Linked DNA regions of Mus musculus: region 2 is linked to region 1. The links are chromatin contacts, found by Hi-C or POLR2A ChIA-PET in ENCODE. All regions are on one chromosome and are shown on one strand. Each heading gives the region's core, a stretch centred on a gene start or an enhancer-like site at or near the end of the contact. The rest is flanking DNA. Distances are from core to core; before and after follow the strand shown.

Evidence for each region. A loop is a pair of places that touch in the nucleus more often than their neighbours do. ChIA-PET counts read pairs that join two places held with the same protein, here RNA polymerase II (POLR2A).
Region 2: a loop to region 1 is called in a map of heart, with 1.9 times the contacts of the local background. The contact joins the promoter of Plpbp here to the promoter of Adgra2 in region 1. A Hi-C loop is called at or near these places in 5 of 37 maps with a recorded cell type or tissue (heart and left cerebral cortex). POLR2A ChIA-PET finds 5 or more read pairs at or near these places in 4 of 5 experiments (Patski and embryonic stem cell).

What each region holds. Positions count from the first base shown.
Region 1 is chr8:27,084,143-27,087,912 of GRCm38, forward strand. Adgra2 (adhesion G protein-coupled receptor A2) reads left to right here and starts at 1,699. Exons shown (of 19, transcript NM_054044.2): 1 at 1,699-2,069. The coding sequence starts at 1,804. Gm39151 (a long non-coding RNA gene) reads right to left here. Exons shown (of 3, transcript XR_870285.3): 3 at 2,127-3,770.
Region 2 is chr8:27,040,745-27,044,211 of GRCm38, forward strand. Plpbp (pyridoxal phosphate binding protein) reads left to right here and starts at 1,811. Exons shown (of 8, transcript NM_054057.4): 1 at 1,811-1,969. The coding sequence starts at 1,871.

The DNA.
Region 1 (3,770 bases), core at 449-2,948:
TTATTTATCTTTGGAAGCTCAAGGAAACAGAACCTGCAACAGGGACTGACCAGGGACTCTAATGAGGGAAGAAAGCTAAGAAGCTGGCGGCTGGGGCCATCAGGCCTGAGAGAGGCTACTTCCCTGGAAAGGAGATGGGAGATCTGGCTCACAGGCCACAGTGGCAGAAAAGGCACTGAGCACCTCAGTAGGACCAAGGTGGGGTTACTCTGTTGGCACAGGAGGGTCATGAGCAGGAGGGGTTCTGCCCCAATCCTGAAGTTCTCCCGCTACATAGCAATAAAGGTTCTACTGAGTGATTTAAAAAAAAAAAAAGTGATGGTTTCTGGGGAAACTGGGAGGCAGCATCCTGGGTCCTCTAACCCCAACCTTCTTTTCAGTTGGCACTGCAGCACCTCTAACACCCACAGGCATTAGCTGTTGGTCATTGTTACTGTTGCTTTTTTGAGGTCATGTCCATAGGCACTTTGACTCCCCAGTGGTCAAAAGCCAGATCCTACCTAGGACTGGCCCTTCTTCCTCCTTCTCTGGCCACGGTTTACAAGCAAGGCTCAATAGACTACACACCCCTAGGTGTTACATGCTGTGTCAAGTCAAACAGCTAATAAAAGACATGGAGGGGGGCTGAAACCTATACTGCGATACCCTGGCTGGTGGTAGAGTCTGCCCACACCCTAATATAGATCCCTGGGCCTTCTCTTATTTTCCCCTTACTCATTTACTGCCCTGCCCCAACACACACACACACACACACACACACACACACACACACACAGTGTTAACAGGAGGATAGCTTTGGCAGTGTCTGCCTTAACCTTTGACCTCTCCTTGGCCTAATGACATGCACCTCCCGCTGGGCAAGGTCAATGCTCACAGGGTAAGATCTATGGCCTCCTTGTCTCAGTCTTGTGCCCTCCTGCTGTGGCTTCAATCCAAGTCTGAGGGGTGGGAACAGGACTGTGAGAGTCAACTTATAGATCGGCTCATCGCGACAGGGGCCAAAGAGAAACCTTAGATCCTGAGCTAAGTTCAACCCCTTAACCCGGAGCACCAGACTTCCCAGGCCAAACCAGAACTTCAACGAAAGTCCTAGAAAGAGGGGTGTAGGCTGGATGAGAGAGCGTTTTTTTTTTGTGGAAAGTGATGGTTGCCTTACAAGTCTGAGCTGGGCGGTAGAGAGAGAAAGTCCTGGCTAGTAGAAAGAGTCGTGACAGGACAACAGTCTTGGTTCAGGGTAGGTGATGGGGTATAGGAGTGGGTGTCTGCTCAAGCTGTCTTCTAGGCTTGCACTTGAAGGAGGGCAGCCGCCTGGCAGGGTATCAGGCGGCGCTAGGGCCTCGCAGAGTGACGAGGCGGTGATGGAGGCGGGCGGGGGCTGGCGGCGGGAGCTGAGCGGCGCCTAGCTGCCCCCATCCATGGCACGGAGCTGCGGCAGCGGCGGCGGCAGCAACAGGAGCCCGGCACGATCCGCTAGGTCTCAGCCGCGCGCAGGGCGAGCCGGCCACGCGCAGGGACCAAGCTTCCGTCGGCTCGGAGCGCTGCGCTGAGACTCCGGCCGCGCCGCCGGGGGCCACCCGCGCTGCGCTGTCAGCGGCGCCCGCGTCCCTCCCGGCCCGGGTGCTCGCAAGCCATGCCCCCGGAGCGCAGCAGCGGGGACCCCGAGGCTTGCCTCCGCCCATGGCCCCCCGCCCCGCCCTCGGGCGCCCGGGACTCCCGCTGAGCACTCCTCCCGCACGCCCGGGTCCCTCCGGCCGGCGAGCCGTCCGGCCCCTGCGCTGTAGGTCCCCGCGGGGCGATGGGTTGATGGGCGCGGGGGGACGCAGGATGCCGGTGCCTCCCGCGCGTTTGCTGCTGCTGCCGCTGCTGCCTTGTCTTCTGCTCCTGGCTCCTGGAACTCGGGGTGCGCCTGGCTGCCCGGTCCCTATCCGCGGTTGCAAGTGCTCTGGGGAGCGGCCCAAGGGACTAAGTGGCGGCGCCCACAACCCGGCTCGAAGGAGGGTGGTGTGCGGCGGTGGGGATCTCCCCGAACCTCCAGATCCCGGCCTTCTGCCAAACGGCACCATCACCTTGTGAGTACCTTAGTTTGTGCCGGGTATGGTCAATTAGTGGGACTTAAGTGGGGGGGGGGGGGGGGGCGACGATCTTGCCACTTGAGAGCCTGGGGAAAGTCTGAGTCCAGGCGACAACCGGGAAACTCGAAGTTCTAGGATCAGAGAAACCCCGGTATGGCCCCAGAGCGAGAGGCATCGCGGAAGCCTGCTCACCTGCACAGGTGAAGTGCGTGTGGACGGTGGAGGGACCACTCCGTGTCCCTTGTCCCAGATTGGCTAGTGTTGCAGCCTTACGAGGCCCTGAGCTGGGTGAGAGTGGGATCGGTGTCAGGGACCCATTAGGTGGCTGTGGTCCTCACCACCTTTGAGGCTTCGGAGCCCGCATGACAGGGAGCCTGCTGGTTTCAGCTAGCTAGCCTGGTTCCTCTAACTGGGATAACCCAGTCTGCGGTGCCCCGCCCCGGGCCTGCTGAGCTCTGCTCCCAGCCCGGCTTCTTGGGCAGGGGAGCCTGAGACCGCTAAGCCTGTCCTTGGAATGCAGGCGCTTCTGATCTGACCCCGTGCCCCATCTCCTCTTGGGCTCTCTCCCATTGCGCATATAGTTTGGCTGTTTATCGATTAACTTAATTACTCAACGATTTGGTAGGAAAACCTGACTGAAGGGAGGCACGTGCCTCCCGGCCTCCTTCCATAGTTCTCCCTTCAAATCGGGGCCTGATTAAACCCTTGCTTTCCTGGCCCGCGAGCACCTATGCTCTTTAACCCGAGTCTTAAGTCCCGGCAACCGCACTCGGAGAGCTTCCCGCACCCCAGCGGTTTCCTGAGCTGACCATATGCTCCAAGTTCCACGCGACGTGGTTTAAGGGTCGTGCCCCGGCGGCGGCTCCTTGCTTTCCTGTTCAGGATCTAGCCTAAAAGCCGCTTCCCCTTCCCTGTCATCCTGACCCTGGAGAGAACCTTTTCTCCAAACCACCCCTCGCCCAGGGCTGGGGCTGGTTTCATGATTGTACCCAGAACAATACAGTAAGTCCTGTGGCGGGTTCAGAGGCAGCTGGCTTCCTGACAGGACACAACTGGTCAGCTTGTGATGTTGGCCGGCTGGCTTGCATTTTCTCCATCCAGCTGGGCTGTGTGCCTCGCAGTGGAGACTGGATCTCTTCTCTCTCCCACCTCGATGCAAGCTCTGGCTTGCAGCCCTAGTGGCTGCTAAGGCGGTTCACAGTAGGTCTGAGTGTCATGATGTTTAAGGGTGCTGAAAAACTTGGGCATTCCCCAGCTTACTTAGTTCTGGAGGAGGGAGGAAAAAAAAAAAGTGCTTTGCTGTGAGAAATAGCTGGCCAGCGTTTGTGACACACAGCTGCACCGTGATAGCTCGCTCGCTCGGCTGGGGGTGGAGGTGATTTGTGTATGGGCACATGTTCCAGAGGCTCAGCGAACTCACATGTGTGGGAGCTGTCTCTTGTGTGTCTGTTGGTGGGGATTAGGGAATCCTAACATGGTCAAGGCAGAAGGGAAGGGAGGGGGAAAAAATAGAAAAGTGGTTTTGCAGGACATCTTAGACTGATTTGGCCACTAATGCTTTCCAGCCACGGCTAATTCCCATCTACGCCACTCAGAGGAGCGGGACCAGTTCTTGGTGAGAACATATCGTGGCAAAGTAGCAGCAGACTTGGCTTAAGCCCTTCCTGCTCCAGCCTTAAGCCCTTCCCTAAGGAAGGG
Region 2 (3,467 bases), core at 561-3,060, 43 kb before region 1:
AGTAGGGTTGCTTGCATAAGCCTGAGCTGTGAGTTATTTAGGCAAGGGCAACTTTCTAGTAGCAACACCACTGAGAAATATGGCTCCCCTTCCTCAGTAAGCACAGCTGTCCCACGATCCTCAGGAGCTCCCGCCTCATTCACAGCCCCAGTCCTGCACAGGTGACCACAGCTGTCGCCGTTGGTAATGGGCACAGGAGATATAGCAGTTCACACTACACCTCCCTACTACCCTCTGGCTCTTAGTTTTGTTTTGTTTTTTTCCATATCCCCCCCCTCTTCCAAGAGGTTCTTTGAACCTTGAAGGAGGTAGCACAGATGCTCTGATAGGGTTCAATAGTCATTTATTTTGAGCACTTTGACCAGTTGTGACTCTGTTAATCATTATCCATTGTAACACAAACAGCTTCTTTATCCAAGGCTGAGGTCAGCACTAACCTGTGGATATAAATATTCTGAAGACAGTTTGCTGCCATGTCCATTTAGCAAAACAGTAGTAGTAGGTTCTGTGTGTGTTTATGTATATGTGCAGATAGGTAGGTAGGTAGGTAGGTAGGTAGGTAGGTAGATAGATAGATAGATAGATAGATAGATAGATAGATAGATAGATAGAGGCCCCACCCTAAATCTGTAGTATTTATAGGTCTCATTTTTACATCTGTGTACATATGTATGTATACATCCTTGTGCATGCGCACATGCTCAGACACCCTGGCATTCATGTGGAGATCTGCAGGAGTCTGCTTTCTCCTTCCACCATATGACTTTGGACAGCAAGCGCCTCTGACCCCTGACCTGTCTTATCACCTTCAATTTTTTGAAGCAGAGCATCTCTTTGACTTCACGTCCATCCCAGCCTTCACGAACCCTTTAAACTTGACCCACTTATTCCTGACTAGTACTTCCCAACTGCAGCTCCACAGCCAGCTTCTCATTAGGCTCACTCTGTAACAGCCTTCTGGGCCCTTTCAGGTTTTGGGGTTTTTTTCACTGTGGTGACAGCAGTATATGAAGAGGCATTTACCTTCAATATCATTACTCCTAAAGTCTGGGAATGGAGAGAGAGCACTTACTGCTCTTATAGAGGTTCAGAACCCAGCACCCATCTATCCACTCATCAGTTCCAGAGAGTTCTATGCCCTCCTCTGACCTCTGTGGCAGTTCACAGACTTAACGTTCAGGGGAAACACCCACACAACAAAAATATAAATAAAAATATTTAAATTAAAAGGGGGCTGGAGAGATGGATCAGTAGTCAAGTGCACCTGTTGCTCTTGCAAAGGACCAGAATTCTGTCCCCAGCACACATGATGGCTCACAACCATCAGGTCGAGATCCAAAACTCTCCTGGCCATGGCACCACAGATACGACGGTGCATGCACATACATACATGAGGACAAAACAAATCAACGCACATAAAATAAATATTTTAAAAAAGAAATAATAGCTGGGCAGTGGTGGCACACGCCTTTAGACCCAGCACTTGGGATTTCAAGGCCACCCTGATCTAGAGAATGAGTTCCAGGACAGCCAGGACACAGAGAAGCCCTGTCTCGAAAGAAATTTAAAAATGGGAAGGAGAGGGGAGGGAAGGGAAAGGAAAAGAAGAAAGGAAAAAGGAAAGGAACGGAACGGATGAATGAAAGTTACTTTAATGTCTTGGTTTATACCGGCCCGCCCAGCCCTTGAACTCCCTAGGAGGCTTTCAGTCCGGGTAACCTCCGCCTTCCCCAAGATGGCGCCCGCCTGGGTGGCCAACCTCCGCTGGGGAAGTGGCTGGATGGTGAGCGGCGATTGGACCTCTCAGGAAGGGGGCGGGACCGGAAGGTGGGCTCGGTGAGTCGCGGGTCCTCCGGGCATCCTCTTGGGAATGTTGAGAGGTGGCAGCATGACGGCGGAGCTGGGAGTCGGGTTCGCGCTGCGGGCCGTGAACGAGCGAGTCCAGCAGAGTGTGGCGCGGCGGCCGCGGGTGAGGACCGGCGGAAGGGCACTGGGGAGGGCTGGAAGGGGGACACCTACGTGGGACGAGGTGTCACGGTGACGCAGAAGGGGCTCCCGGAGGGGCGGGGGCTGCAGAGGGGATCGCTGGGTTTCCATGGCGGTCGGTCTGGCCTTGAGGATCGGGACTTGCCGGGAGGTTGGCTTGGTTGGAGAAAGGTGTTCATTTAGGGCAAGTGACTCGTATCCAGGCGTCTCGCCATTCGTCATTGCCCTCGGTACCACCACGCCATTCGTCACCACGGTACTAGAGCCCTGGGAGGGCCGTGTCCACCCGCGATCACGTGCGTTGCGGCGGCCGCGAGCCGTGGTCTAGCTGCGCGTGAACTTGACACACACAGAGCGGGCGGGAGCTGTCAGGTGCCCTGTCACAAGCGTTTGTTATTTTCGTATGGTTGTTATGTCCCCCATTGGACTTCTAGACCGGTGCCAGTATCTGCTTTTCTCCATGCAAATTAAGCTACGTTATGTGAAGTGAGACAGAAAAAAAAAAAAAATCAAACACCTTTCCTTTCTGATCTAGTGTTCATGGTCTGAGATTTCAAAATGATGCCTGAAAACCGAAGGCTGAATTAACATAGTCTTCTCTTACCTGATGTCTGGGCATGTCCAGTTAACTACTCTAGCCCTAGCTAGGGTTCCTCACAGGGGAAGGAAATTAAGAGAGCCTTGGGAGTTCCTACCACCTTCCTGGTACCGGAGTTCTCGGGATTTCCCTAATGCAGCCCGCCTCGGGAGTTAGGCCTGCTTGACCGATTTGTCTCTGGAAGCCTCCAGTTAGTTCATCATCACACTAGGAATTAGACACAGTCAGTCCCTCAGAAGGAGGCAGCAGGAGACCGTGTGGTAATTGATGTGACGTCTCCAAGTCCTTGAGAGCACTGTGGTTCTGTGACAGTCTCAGAAACGGTGGGGTAGACGTAAGGAAAGCAGGGAAACCCTTCATTTTATGTAATGGATGTGAGGAGACTTTGCGTGAATCTAATCCTGAACACTGAGTTGTGGGTGTCTCGTTGTCAACTCTGCTGACTGTTGGTTGATTCATAGACTGAACAAGGCAGTGTATGTCTTTATCTCAATTGAGCCTCTTCCAGGGTGAGTGGAAGCGTTATTAATAATTACATCAGGACCAAAATGAGTTTCTAAACTATTTACCTTCGTGTATCAGAAGCCAGAAGTGACCTCCCTGCTAAACAGGATGTTGCCTTCCCTTCATGAAGGATGCTGCTGGGTTTTGTTTTACTTTGTTTGTATGGGTTTTTTTGGTGCTAAGGATACAACTCAGAACCTCACAAATGCTAAGCAGACCTTATGCCACTGTTACTGTATCCTTGATAAAAAATTTGTGTGTGTGTTACATTTATGTATGTACAAGTATGTGTGAATATGTGTTATATGCATGTATGTACAAGTGCATGTGTGTTATGTGCATGTATATATAAGTGTGTGTATATATATATGTGTTATGT